2 separate regions of the Homo sapiens genome follow, and region 2 is linked to region 1. The links are chromatin contacts, found by Hi-C or POLR2A ChIA-PET in ENCODE. All regions are on one chromosome and are shown on one strand. The core of a region is the stretch at or near the end of the contact, and the rest is flanking DNA. Distances in the headings are between cores, read along the strand shown.

Evidence for each region. Hi-C counts contacts between places; a loop is a spot of excess contacts on that map. ChIA-PET counts read pairs that join two places held with the same protein, here RNA polymerase II (POLR2A).
Region 2: a map with no recorded cell type shows a loop between it and region 1 (3-fold over the local background). The contact joins the promoter of PTX3 here to the promoter of SSR3 in region 1. A Hi-C loop is called at or near these places in 1 of 37 single-sample maps with no recorded cell type. POLR2A ChIA-PET finds 5 or more read pairs at or near these places in 1 of 52 experiments (GM12878).

What each region holds. Positions count from the first base shown.
Region 1 is chr3:156,551,740-156,558,415 of GRCh38, forward strand. SSR3 (signal sequence receptor subunit 3) reads right to left here and starts at 3,378. Exons shown (of 5, transcript NM_007107.5): 1 at 3,218-3,378; 2 at 1,916-2,042. The coding sequence starts at 3,350. RefSeq lists an enhancer at 3,237-3,316.
Region 2 is chr3:157,434,001-157,440,676 of GRCh38, forward strand. PTX3 (pentraxin 3) reads left to right here and starts at 2,850. Exons shown (of 3, transcript NM_002852.4): 1 at 2,850-3,063; 2 at 3,513-3,914. The coding sequence starts at 2,934. The region is part of intron 4 of VEPH1 (ventricular zone expressed PH domain containing 1); the gene reads right to left.

The DNA.
Region 1 (6,676 bases), core at 2,128-4,627:
GGACAATAAAGCAAAGAAATGATCAAAATCAGGAAGGATTTCTCTGGAAAAGATTCCTAGGTCTAGAAATAAAACACAGGTAAGAATGGAAAGGAAGTAAGTTAATCCTAAATAGGGTAGGGCACAAGACATATTCAAAGGATGATGTGAGGGCTGAGTCAGAAGGGTTAAAGCCTAATTCTGAAAGATGAGGCCAGACTCATAGGAAGGAAGCAGATGACTTGCATTCCAGGGGTCTAGAAGAATTTGGCTTTAATACATTTAAAAAAAACAGGCCATGGCTGGACACGGCAGCTCACGCCTATAATCCTAGAACTTTGGGAGACCGAGGCAGACGGATCACTTGAGCCCAGAAGTTCAAGACCAGCCTGGGCAACATGGCAAAACTCCATCTCTACAAAATATACAAAAATTAGCCAGGCGTGGTAGTAGTGCGTGCCTGTAGTCCCAGCTATTTGGGAGGCTGATGTGGGAGGATCACTTGAGCCCAGGAGGCAGAGGTTGCAGTAAGCCAAGATTGGGCCACTGCGCTCTAACTTGGGCAACAGAGTGAGAGTCTGTCTCAAAAAAAAAAAAAAAAGCCATGATGAGTTGTTATGAGAATGACATGATAAAAATGATGTCACATAAGGAGAAATACATACTCTTCATTGGATAAAACAAGGAAAATACCTGCACCTCATATGGATGCTATAAGGATTACATAGGGCAATGTGCTTCATACAGTGCATGGCAGGGCGGGCCCTAAACTTGTTTTAAAAGACCAGATGGAGGTTGTTACAGCAATACAAGTAAAAACAGCATCCAAACTAGAGTGAGAACTATGGATGAAAAGATAATGCACATACAAAGTATGTTCGTACTAAGTCTCAGTGAAATTCCAATTGCCTTTTAAGAAATTACTTTCAAAGCAATACAGCACCTAGATGACCCCATCAAGGAAGGAGGGAAATAATCCTGCTATCCCTACCCAAGTATCACAGTGTACATGAAAGCAACATCAAAGGGCGTCAATTAAACAATTTATACCACTTCCAATGAGACAATGAGGACCATGACGCTGAGAAATAATAAATGTTACCATCTTTCCTAAGTCTACGTGATCCTGCATTTTAACCTCTATGAAACTAGAATATTTAATTGCTTATAATTAAGGTATAAGTTTATTGTGGTGAGGCTTGAGTTTTCTTCTCTAAAAGCTGTATTTTACAGTATGTGTGATCTTAGACTATGTTAATCCTTTACATTTTATACACTTGTATGAAAACAAACGTAATTAGCATTGAAAATGACAGAGAGTTAAAAAAAAAAAAAAGCAATAAAATAAAAAGACCAGCCTGGTCAACATGGCCTGTCTCTACAAAAAAATTAGCTGGGCATGGTAGCCTGCACCTGTAGGCCCAGCTACTTGGGAGGCTGAGGTGGGAGGATCCCTTGAGCCTGGGAAGGTTGAGGCTGCAGTGAACCATAATCATGCCACTGCACTGCAGACTGGGCAAGAACTAGACCTTGTCTCAAAAAATAATAATGACAAAAAGATCATTTCTTTAACTTCCAAAAATAGTACGTGAAGAGCCCAGAACAATTCTCTCCATAAGGAATTACATTTAGCTTCTGAAATGTTAACTTACTTGGTGGGTTTGTTTCTCTGATGAACCTCATATTAAGGCCTGTGTTTAAGTGTTCTAATTCCACCCTCAAAATCTGCTTCTGTAGCCGTGTCAGAATGATCATTGTCTCTACTTCAGTTAGTTAATAATTCTTCCTAGCATCAATGTTCCTTTCCCCCAAAATGTTTATTAATATATATATCTCAAATTAATGCTTATTAAAACCAACACACACAAATGATCTTTAAGAAGACATATAAAAATATAACATGTAGTACGTACTTTCACTTGAAAAACATACTTACTTGTGCTTGAGAACAAATTTCACATTCTTGTATGCAAAGGCTACCAAATATGTGCTTACTAGGGTCATCACACTATACAAAACAGCAGACTGAATAAGATCCATATGCCATATTCGCCAGTATAACCCTGAATTAAAATAAAAGGGGGAAGGGTACAAAAAGAAGCAAAACATTACAACCCCGCAACAAAAGCCTGCGAAATTAATTATAGCTAAGCCTGGTAAAATACCAGGTTATTAGTTATGCAATCCAATAGTATCTGAGGATCTTCAGAAGCGAGATAACCAGTAACAGTATAGTCTCAAGCTTTCCAGTTCAGAACATTTGAAAAACATCACCTTCCTATTACTAGTCCAGATGAGATTTCAACTTCTAAAATGAGAACAAACTCTGGCTCAACGTAATCACAAGTCAGACTTCAAATTTCATTCATCAGGGTACTAGCATGCGAAACACAGGCCATTCCAAAATGCCACGTGCAGCCCCAAACCATAGTTTCCTTGCTGACGTGGCTGTTATCAGAACTCCAAGCAGTGCTATGTCCAATTAGTGAGCCATCATATGGCTTCACATCACGTTAATGGCACGCTGGGTTGTATAAGGACAAAAGAGAAAAATACATTTAGTTTTAAATGCCCAACAACAGTGCAGCAAAAGACAGGAGTTCTGGAAACTTGAGCTCTACTAAAAACGACCTTGTCCAAGTCTGCAGTTTCCCAACCAAGTGAGAATTCTAGAATTGGTCCAGTAGGATTATTAAAAAGTATAAATAAGGTAGATCCCTAACCCCTGGCACTTCAACCTCTCTCTTTTTGCAAAAACCAGGAAAATTATGCAATGGTGTGAAGTAGCTCACGTAAAGATGCACTTATAATTCAGTGGGTCACTTCATGGGTTTCTCACCTAACTAATTTATGCAAAATAAGTAATAAGTTTAAAATTTCGTAACGGCAAGCAACAGTTGTATAGAAAAGGGCAGAGGCAGTATGCTTGAGTTTGTCTGTTTAAATAGAGATTCGGGGCCGCCACCCCAGAACTAGTTAACCACCTTCTCCTGGGGTGGAGCTCGGGAACGTGCGTACTTTTAACAAGTGACCTCCCCGAGTGCTGCACAGGACAATCCCAAGCGACAACACTGTGCCCAAAGAAGAGGCTCCGTGCCTCCCCGAGCTCAGGGGAGCTGGAGAGATTGCCGACCCCCGGCCGGCACCCACGCCTTCCCTGCTCGCCGGGTCCTGCCACGTCCCCGCCCAGCCCGACTAGCCGGCGGCCTGCCTAACCCGCCTCGCTCCCAGCACTCACAGATGGGGATGGCAGACACGATGAACGCGTTTCCGAAGAAGAGCGCGGAGGACTTGGCCGAGAGATTGCGGCTGAAATCCTGCAGGAGCAGGTCCTCCTCAGACTGCTGTTTGGAGCTGCCTTTAGGAGCCATGGCGGAGCTGCAGGCGAGAACAGGGAACGTAGAGCCGGCCGCCAAGGCGGGCAAAGGCCCTTGACTCCGCCCCTGCGGCCGCCGTATCCGCTAACGACCCGTCAGCGCGGCGCGCGGAGGCGGGACCCGGTTTGGCGAAGAGCAAGCGTCCCCAGGATTGGCCAGCTTGGCGCCACTAGATAGGCTTCCGGGCGTGATTGGGCGAGCGGGCCAGACTTCCGGATTCCTGACAAGCCACGTGACCCACCCACCTGGAGGAGAGAGAAGGGATTTGTAGTTTAGTCGGTGCTTTAAAAAAAATTAACAAAACTTTATTGATATTCCACTTCAGAGCTGCTGACAGACTCACGAGTTCTCAGTTCTTCAGAATTCCAAAATTAAAAGCTCTTCTGGCCCCACGCCATTAGTGCCCTCTGTGCGTACCCAGGACTGAGTACGTTGAAGAAGAAAGAAGAGAAAGGTATAGCTAACTCATGTAAAATCCCTTCTCCTTTACACATCCTTTATTTCATTAAATACCTTGAAGAATCTTATGACGTGCGCATCATTACCGCCATTGCAGCTGAAGAGCCTGAGGGTCGTAGACCTGCGGTGTGGGTCTCCAAGGCGTGGGCTCTTTTCACTAAACAATAGGCCACCTCTGTAGGAAGAAGAAAATGGGACTCTTGCTTTTAAGAAACTCATGATCTCATTGATGAAGGCAATATTTAATATATGTCTGATACAAGTTACTACTATTTTATTTTATTTCAACTAGACCTATAGAGTTTTGTGGCTTCCAAAGCCATGCTAAATAAAACATAATACTAAGAACAGGTTGGCTAGGCAAGACTCCCTCTCTGAAGCTCAGAAGGATTAAGTATGTCTATTAAAACAGCTAGATTCCATTTTTAACTCAACACATTATCATTTTTTCTTCAAAAAAAAATTCAACCACATCACTCCCAGCAAATGCTACTTTTGATTACTGAGAACACTCTAGTGCATTAGGCACAATTTCCTCAACCTCCAGCCTCCTTATTAACCGTTTGGTAGATATCTTTCTTCCTCACAGTATCCAAATTGTAATCTACCTCCACAGCTTCCTATTACTAGTCCTAATTGGGCTTTTGTCTTCAATCTTTTCCAGTCTATTCTCTATACAGGTACCAGAGTGAGTTTTCCTGAAATATAAATCCTTCCATTATCTACCGCAAGTGTTCCTTAATGCCAGAAGTTTTCATTAATTCACCACAAAATGAAAAAGAAAAAAAGACCATCTAGTGAATTTTTCAGAAAATCAAAAGTATTCATTTAAAAATATCTGGGTTTATGTCTTTTTTGATGTTAAAAATGCTCTTTATTTTATTACATGGTAGTGATAGAAGAAGAAATTATTATTTTCTCTTACACATACTCCTCCCCCAGTTTTTCCTATCTCACTAAGTTGCATTCTTTTAAACTCATTTGTTGTTCTGGTTAAAATAGTGGGTTTCAACACTAATTATTTTTTTCCTTCTCCATCTATGACCAATTCATAAATAAAACTTTTTGGATCTGTCTCTATAACTAGATTTTCTTCTGCCTATTTATAAACAAACTAAGGATATAAAAAGAAGATAAAAGATAAAAATCAGAGGCTGGGTGCGGTGGCTTATGCCTGTAATCCCAGCACTTTGGGAGACCAAGGTGGGTGGATCACAAGGTCAAGAGACCGAGACCATCCTGGCCAACATGGTGAAACCTCGCTTTTACTAAAAATACAAAAATTAGCCAGGCATGGTGGCGCACGCCTGTAGTCCCCAGCTACTCAGGAGGCTGAGGCAGGAGAATCACTTAAACCCGGGAGGCAGAGGTTGCAGTGAGTCAAGATCGCGCCACTACACTCCAACTCCAGCCTGGCAACAGAGCAAGACTCCATCAAAAAAAAAAAAAAAAAAAAATCAGAAAACTAAAAGATCCAAAGAGACAACAATCATCTTTCTTTTAAAAGAAGAAAAGAAGAAATGATAAGGATGAGATTTAAAAAAATTATGCCTGAGAAAAATATTTTAACAATTAAAATAGGAAAGATAAAAGTTTGAAATGTTTAGTGGATATAAATGTTACAATTGATATAATCAAAAAAAGCTAGCAGAAAAAAATTAATACATTTTGTAAAGCTAAAGGTAACTATAAACAGAAGATAATCTAAAATATGAATTTCAAATTATTTTGTGGGGGTAAATTAGAGAAATATGATAGGGAATGATACTTATGATAGAATATTTTTGGTAATGGCAACAATTACAATTATGAAGGTGGCACACTTGGAGTACTGAAGCAGTGTTTTCTTGCACCAGAGCTACCTAGTTCCCTTTAAAAAGCAAGCAGCAAGACCTAAGGATCACTTGTATGTGGCATATATAGCCGTGGCACACATAGCCGTGGCACACTGGACAACCAGGGTACACAATGTGCTAAAAAACAGAAGGAGAGGTGGGTAGTAAATTCTACCCAAGCAAAGATCTACAATATATTTTGCCCATTTCAACATAGCTTAACTCTGAAGGAACCAAATGGACTTGATTCCATAGCAGTCTGAGTCTATTCTATGAATTTCAGGCTTTCTTGTATATTTTCTATTATATCACTTGATTCTTTTCAGATTGGAGGAAAAACCCCAAGCAATAATATTTTTTGCTGTCAGGTATATGGATAAGAGATTACTGATGACTTTGTGAAAGAAAATCTGGTATGCTAAAAATTAACATATTTTTCTGTGTCAGACACTGCAAGTTGCCTAGCCAATATAGAAAGCCACTGCTAGCTTTTCACTGGGACCTTTAAAGAATAACAAATGGATCATCCAGGGCTACTGTGGGGAGGAAAAAAGAAAAGCTCCTCTGTTTTAAAGCCTACTTGAAATGCAAATCTCATGATGGGAATAATTTTAAAAGAGGTGGAACACTTATATTAGTCCCTAAGTATAATGTTTTAAAGTATCACCTGAAAAATTATTTACTCAGCCAAACTACATATTTCACCCACTGATATTTGACTAATTCATTAGTTCATGTACTCATTCAGCAAATATTTATTGAGAAGCTACTACATGAAAAGTACTGTGCAAAACCTGTGAAAGTATCCAAATAATAATCATGATTATTTTGATTATAATAACTAACATGAATTGAGTCCTTGTTGTATGTCTACCTCTGTGCTTTGTCCTTCACACGTATTGTCTGATTCATCCCTACAGCAACCCTAGGAGGTATATGTTTCTGTTATCCCCTTTGTCAGATGAAGAAATTGAGACTCAGATTAGTGAAATAACTCATTTAGATTCCACAACCAGTAAATGGTGG
Region 2 (6,676 bases), core at 1,600-4,099, 880 kb after region 1:
TTTGCCCATTTCTCCTTATAATTCTGTCAACCTTTGGTTTATATTTTTTGAAACTATATTACTAGATAATTCAGAGATATCTTCCTGTTAAAGTATTTCTTTGTATCATAATTTAACTATCCTCTTTTGCCTAAGTCTATTTTTTACTGATATTACTACTGCTATGCTAGCTTTTTTGAATAATACTTGCTTGGTGTGTTCTCTTCCTCCCCTCCAATTTAAAGCTTTTAACTTTTAACATTTCTACTTTATGTTTTATGCATAGCTTTTGTAAGTGATGTATAGCTGGATTTTTAAAATATTTCTTCTCTCTCTCTCTCCTTTTCTTTTTTTCAGGGTCTCTTTCTGTCGCCCAGGCTGGAACGCAGTGGTGTGATCACAGCTCACTGCAGCCTCCACTTCCCAGGCTCAAGTGATCCTCCTGCCTCAGCCTCCTGAGTAGCTGAGACTACAGGTGCATATCACCACACCAGATTAATTTTTAAATTTTTTGTGCAGATGAGGGTCTTGCTATGTTGATCAGGCTGGTCTCAAACTCCTGGCTTCAAGTGATCCTCCTACTTTGGCCTCCCAAAGTACTGGGATTCTGAACGTGAGCCCCGACTAAAATATTTCTATATGACAAATAGAAATATTTGTCTCTTAACTGGAAAATGTGTTTCATTAATATTTATGGTAATTATTGGTATATTTTGATTTAATTTTAGCAAATAATATTGTACTTTTAACTTATCCTTCTCTGTGCTTTTCTTTCCTCCTTCATTAATTTTTTTTTCATAGATCAAGTCTTTCTTTAAAAATTCCCCCTGCACCTTCTATTCGGATGCCTATGTCCATTTGGTAGTTGTCCTTAAACTTATAACAAATATTTTTGAGCAAAGCAAAATTAATTAATTTCTTTTTCGTCCTCCTGAACAATGAAATGATTTTAGAATCCTATTACTGAACATAAAAGCAGCACATTTTAGATTATTTCCTTATATCTGTCTTCCAGTTCATTAATATTCTTTTCAGCTTTGCCTAATTTGCCACTTAATCCATGCCTTGAGCTTTTAAAATTTTCAATTAACTTTTTTTTTTAATTCTAGAAGTTTTATTTGGTTCTTTAAAAAAAATCACCTAGCCTTTTTCTTTTTGACAATGTCTTATTCTTTTCTCATATTTCCAATTCCTTCTTTTAGAGCTTCAGTAGTTTTAAACATATTTATTTTCTAGTTTTTTGGCTGATATTTCAACTAAATGCAGTTCTTGGGGAGAGGTGTCTAATCCTTTTTGGTTTCTGCTGATTCTCATTTATAGTGGTTTGCTTCCTCATATGTTCAAATATCATTGTGAATTCTTTTTTGTTTTCACAGTGGCAGATAGTATATATTTGAATTCTAAACATATCTGAGGGCAGGCCCAATTTCACAAACTCAAAGGGACCTTGTAGAGTTCAAAGAGAGACATGATTGCTTCCTACCTCTTTGTGCTAGGGCAGAGTGGGATTGTACCTACTGAAATACAGTAGGTAACCCTGTGAGGGTCCTGGCTTTCATGAGGATCTCCCTTCTAACTCTCCACCTTTGGCCTAAGCTTTGCTTCCACATGGTCATCAACATTTGGTGGTTATAGAACTAATAACCCCTATCTCACTTCACTCCTATGCCAGAGGGGCCCTAGCATCAGCTCATGGGATTGTTGTTTTTGCTTTCCTCTCTATCTTTGGCTCCGGGATTTTCCCCTTACTTTAATGGGAGCTCATCTGTACCTTTTAAGTTTTTATTAATATCATGTGAACACAGACCTGTATATATTGTTAGAAGCAGAAATCTCTAAGTTTACTTTTAAAACATGATCCTTGCCTCGAAACCTTGTAGAATAATATAATGTCCACATAATACCAAGTTATGAAAAGAAACATACCTAAATAACTAAATAAGTATATTCCTTTTTTCCCCCAGCTTTTTTTCCCCATTCTAGGTTTACCCAGTTGTACTGTGTTGTTTGTCATAGGCCGGGTGAGGTGGCTCACGTCTGTAATCCTAGCAATTTGGGAGGCGAAGGCGGGTGGATCGCCTGAGGTCAGGAGTTCGAGACCAGCCTGGCTAACATGGTGAAACCCTGTCTCTACTAAAAATACAAAAATTAACTGGGTGTGGTGGCGGGTGCCTGTAATTCCAGCTACTTGGGAAGCTGAGGTAGGAGAATCGCTTGAACCCAGGATGCGGAGGTTGCAGTGAGCCGAGATCACACCATTGCACTCCAGCCTGGGCAACAAGAGCGAAATTCAGTCTCAAAAAAAAAAATTATCTATAAAAGTATAGGTGCAACTCCTCAAGTATTAAAGACAAGATAGCTCGGATTGGACTTGACTTTCAGAGCCATAACTATTCTTAATATGTTGGTTTATCTTGGAATCAGACCATTTTCAGTTTCAACCTGTAAAACAGTGTACAAAGGAAACATGGAAAGTTTTCTATATATAAAGGGTTGTGAAATAATAACAGCTCACAGAAAATGCTGAAATGATGATTTGCTTCAGTACCCTCTGAAATTTCTCCCCTACCACCCCTCCTTCATCCCCATTGCTATCAATTCAAATTACAACAGCTAATTCTCAGGAGAACAGTAGAAGCCCAGTTTCTCTCCTCTTTCCCCTCTGACCCTCCTCCAATTAATCTGACTGCAGCGTAAACCTTTGCGGTTTAATATTGTGCAACTTCCACATTTCCCTCGCTCTCCCACCCAGCCCCCTCCCCCACCAAATTCAGGGGAACTCCCGTTACCGCAGTGCCACCAGCATTACTCATTCATCCCCATTCAGGCTTTCCTCAGCATTTATTAAGGACTCTCTGCTCCAGCCTCTCACTCTCACTCTCCTCCGCTCAAACTCAGCTCACTTGAGAGTCTCCTCCCGCCAGCTGTGGAAAGAACTTTGCGTCTCTCCAGCAATGCATCTCCTTGCGATTCTGTTTTGTGCTCTCTGGTCTGCAGTGTTGGCCGAGAACTCGGATGATTATGATCTCATGTATGTGAATTTGGACAACGAAATAGACAATGGACTCCATCCCACTGAGGACCGTAAGTTCACTTTAACTGTTTCTCTGCTAACCCTGACTACATATCCACCTCTTGGTCTAAATAACACACATATACTTTGTGGCCAGTGAGACAAGTTAAAAATTTATAGCTTGTTATGCAAAAGTGAGAAGCACTTGAAGAAAGATGGAGGTTTCAAAGTTATTTCTGTAACGTACATAATGGGTTGAATCATATCAAATCGTCAATATTTGACTGTTTTGAGCTACATAACCGGCGATTTCATAGGGTACAACTTAATCTATACCTGAATGAATGATTTCTGTCGTTTCTGAGACATTTACATGCTGTTTTTCGGAGGTGTCCTTAAAGGGAAGGGGAATGCCAGGAACGGGCTGCAACTTGGCACCACCGAGGGAGGTCAGCTTTTACAAAGCACATCCAAGGCAGGCCTGGGCGGGCTGCTAACGTGTGTGTATCCCGTACTCTAGCCACGCCGTGCGCCTGCGGTCAGGAGCACTCGGAATGGGACAAGCTCTTCATCATGCTGGAGAACTCGCAGATGAGAGAGCGCATGCTGCTGCAAGCCACGGACGACGTCCTGCGGGGCGAGCTGCAGAGGCTGCGGGAGGAGCTGGGCCGGCTCGCGGAAAGCCTGGCGAGGCCGTGCGCGCCGGGGGCTCCCGCAGAGGCCAGGCTGACCAGTGCTCTGGACGAGCTGCTGCAGGCGACCCGCGACGCGGGCCGCAGGCTGGCGCGTATGGAGGGCGCGGAGGCGCAGCGCCCAGAGGAGGCGGGGCGCGCCCTGGCCGCGGTGCTAGAGGAGCTGCGGCAGACGCGAGCCGACCTGCACGCGGTGCAGGGCTGGGCTGCCCGGAGCTGGCTGCCGGCAGGTAAGGAGGCAAGCGGGGCCGGGACCTCCCACTGCGGCTTTGTTCCGGGAGCGCGCGTAACGGCAAGCCAAGCCAGGCAACCTTCTAGGGGAAGCTTTCATGGGAAGCGCGCGCGCGCGCGCGCACACACACACACACACACACACACACACACACACCCCTATTTCTGCATGCGCGGTCACAGAGCTCAGGCACACCATACAAGGCGGGAAAATTGGCTTTAAAAAAGTATTCCTCAGTCCTAAGGAGCCCTAAAGAGAGTTGTGGAGGTAACCATCACAGTCTTGAAATAGACGTCTAGGGCCCCTTACACCCGATCCGACTAAGCGCTGCAGGAGTCCACTGGCCCGTTATAACCGTGATCCCTCTTGCCGCCCAGCTTCCCTCCGTTAGGGATTTCCACGTCTTCTAATTTTATCCTGCCTCTGTCTTTAGAGGAGCTCTGGTTTCCCGCACTATTTCAGGGCCCAGGCTAACGTTTAGGGATGTTTTCCAGCCCCTCAGCCGGCCCCTCCTCTCCGCCCACCCATTCTCAGCAAGAAACTTGAGGCTAAAGCTAATCTCCCGAAGGGTCAGCGGAATTCTTCAGGGGTCCCCCAGCCCCCGGGGTTTGTGGAATTAGCGCGACAGGGGAGGTCGGAGGGTGTGCGGTTTGGGATTCAGCGTGGAACAGTCAGGTGTAGGAGCCAATCCGTGTAGGGGATCCCAGCTCCACCCCAGGGATTCAGAGAATTGGGGCCAAGCAGGAGAGAGACTGTTCAAACCACAGGCAACTTCTCAAAGTCCCATGTGACACTCCATGAATCTCCAAACAGACATGGGTTCCCAAAATAATACATTCTAAAGATGGTTAAAAGAAAGAAATAGAAGATTTGGAGCCAATCAATACTCCTTTGTATGCCAAAACTTCTAAGAAATGGTGGTGTGACAATCATTTTGGATTGTATTAGAAAATCAGTGTCCTAGGTAAGAAAATATAACTTGCACTTTTCCTGAGAATCCTTCCCTGTATTTCCAAGAAAACAACTTTTGCTGGATGGGGAGGGGGAAGAAGCATGTTTCATTTAAAGTTAAAGAATTTTATGTAATGAGAGCATGTTTCATTTAAAGTTACAGAAACCATATCATATTTCCTAAATATTTGAGGGGTGCTTGTCAGTAAATACTAAATAGGGCTTCAGAGGAGAAAAAGCATAAAATCAAATGTACACTAGATTCTCAATGTGACAGGAGAGAAATTAGAATTCTGCAGCCATTTTAATGGATGAAATGTCTTGTGTTTCGCAAACCACGTAAAGTCATTGTACATATAATGCACCTGAAAAACCGAAGAATTACTCTATTTTTTATCTTCATCTTTGCATATTAGTTAGAGCAGAAGAGGGATGCATTTCTGAATTCTAAGATGTTAATCCTTATTACATCCAATAATACTTTTACCCATATGCTTTGATTTATCTTCTCTTGGTCTCCAGCCAGCTTGGCTCCTAACCATTCTGTTGTTAGCCTCCTAAGAACCTGGTTTTAATTTTGTTTGGTCTTTGATAATCAGAAAAACCTATTAGTTAAAAGCCATTTCATAAGAGAGTTTCTGACATTTTAAAGAGGTATTAAGAGCCTCGTTTTTGGGTATCCCTGGTCCCCAAAAGAGGATCACCAAAAATAGCCAACATGCGGTTCCAGTCCATGAACTTATATAGCCAGCGTAGCCTAGAGGGAAGCTGAGTCTCTGAGATGCAATCCAGGAGTGCTTTGGAATGCAATCCTGACTGCCTGGGCTTATTTAAAGAGGAAATCACTTAATTCGATTGCAGTAGGCACCCTCTTGAACACTACTTTTTTGTTTTTTTCTTTGAGACGGAATCTCGCTCTGTCGCCCAGGCTGGAGTGCAGTGGCGCGATCTCGGCTCACTGCAAGCTCCGCCTCCCGGGTTCACTCCATTCTCCTGCCTCAGCCTCCTGAGTAGCTGGGACTACAGGTGCTCGCCACCTTACCCAGCTAATTTTTTGCATTTTTAGTAGAGACGGGGTTTCACCGTGTTAGCCAGGATGGTCTCGATCTCCTGACCTTGTGATCCACCCGCCTCAGCCTCCCAAAGTGCTGGGATTACAGGTGTGATTGAACACTACTTTATTGAAACTTTATAGAGACTATATCAAATGCCCATGGATATGGTGATTTTTTTCAGTGATTTTTATTTGATTTTAATTAACACAGCTGGAAGAAAAGATGTACCTAGCAATTTCATTTGAAAATAGAATCACTGCCTCATTAAAAATTAATTTTAAAAAATCTTCAAAAGTTCAAATTATTTAGTGAAAAAGTATCAAAGCATGACAGAGCCAGTTTTGTGTTTTAGTATTGTAGTTACTTTTATATGATTATCTGAATGCCAATATTTTATTTGACTATCCCTAACACTAAAGGATAAGGTTCATATTTGTTTAATGTTTTCAGGATAGAGCCTACCCCTGAGCCACTTGTAGGAATCTGACATAGTTTACCACACTTTTACATGGATGTTTGGTTTCTGCAAGTTCTTTCTCTTTACCAGTTATTCTGGAACCATTCTGGGAGTTTGCTTTTCAAAGCTGTCTTATGGCATATCTTCTTTAGGTTGTTATACCTGCCCTAATTTAGGTGTTTTTAAAAAAATACCTACATACACATACACACATATATATACACACACATTTATATACATATATGTATGTATACATACATACATATCCATATGTATATATGTGTGTATATATACGTA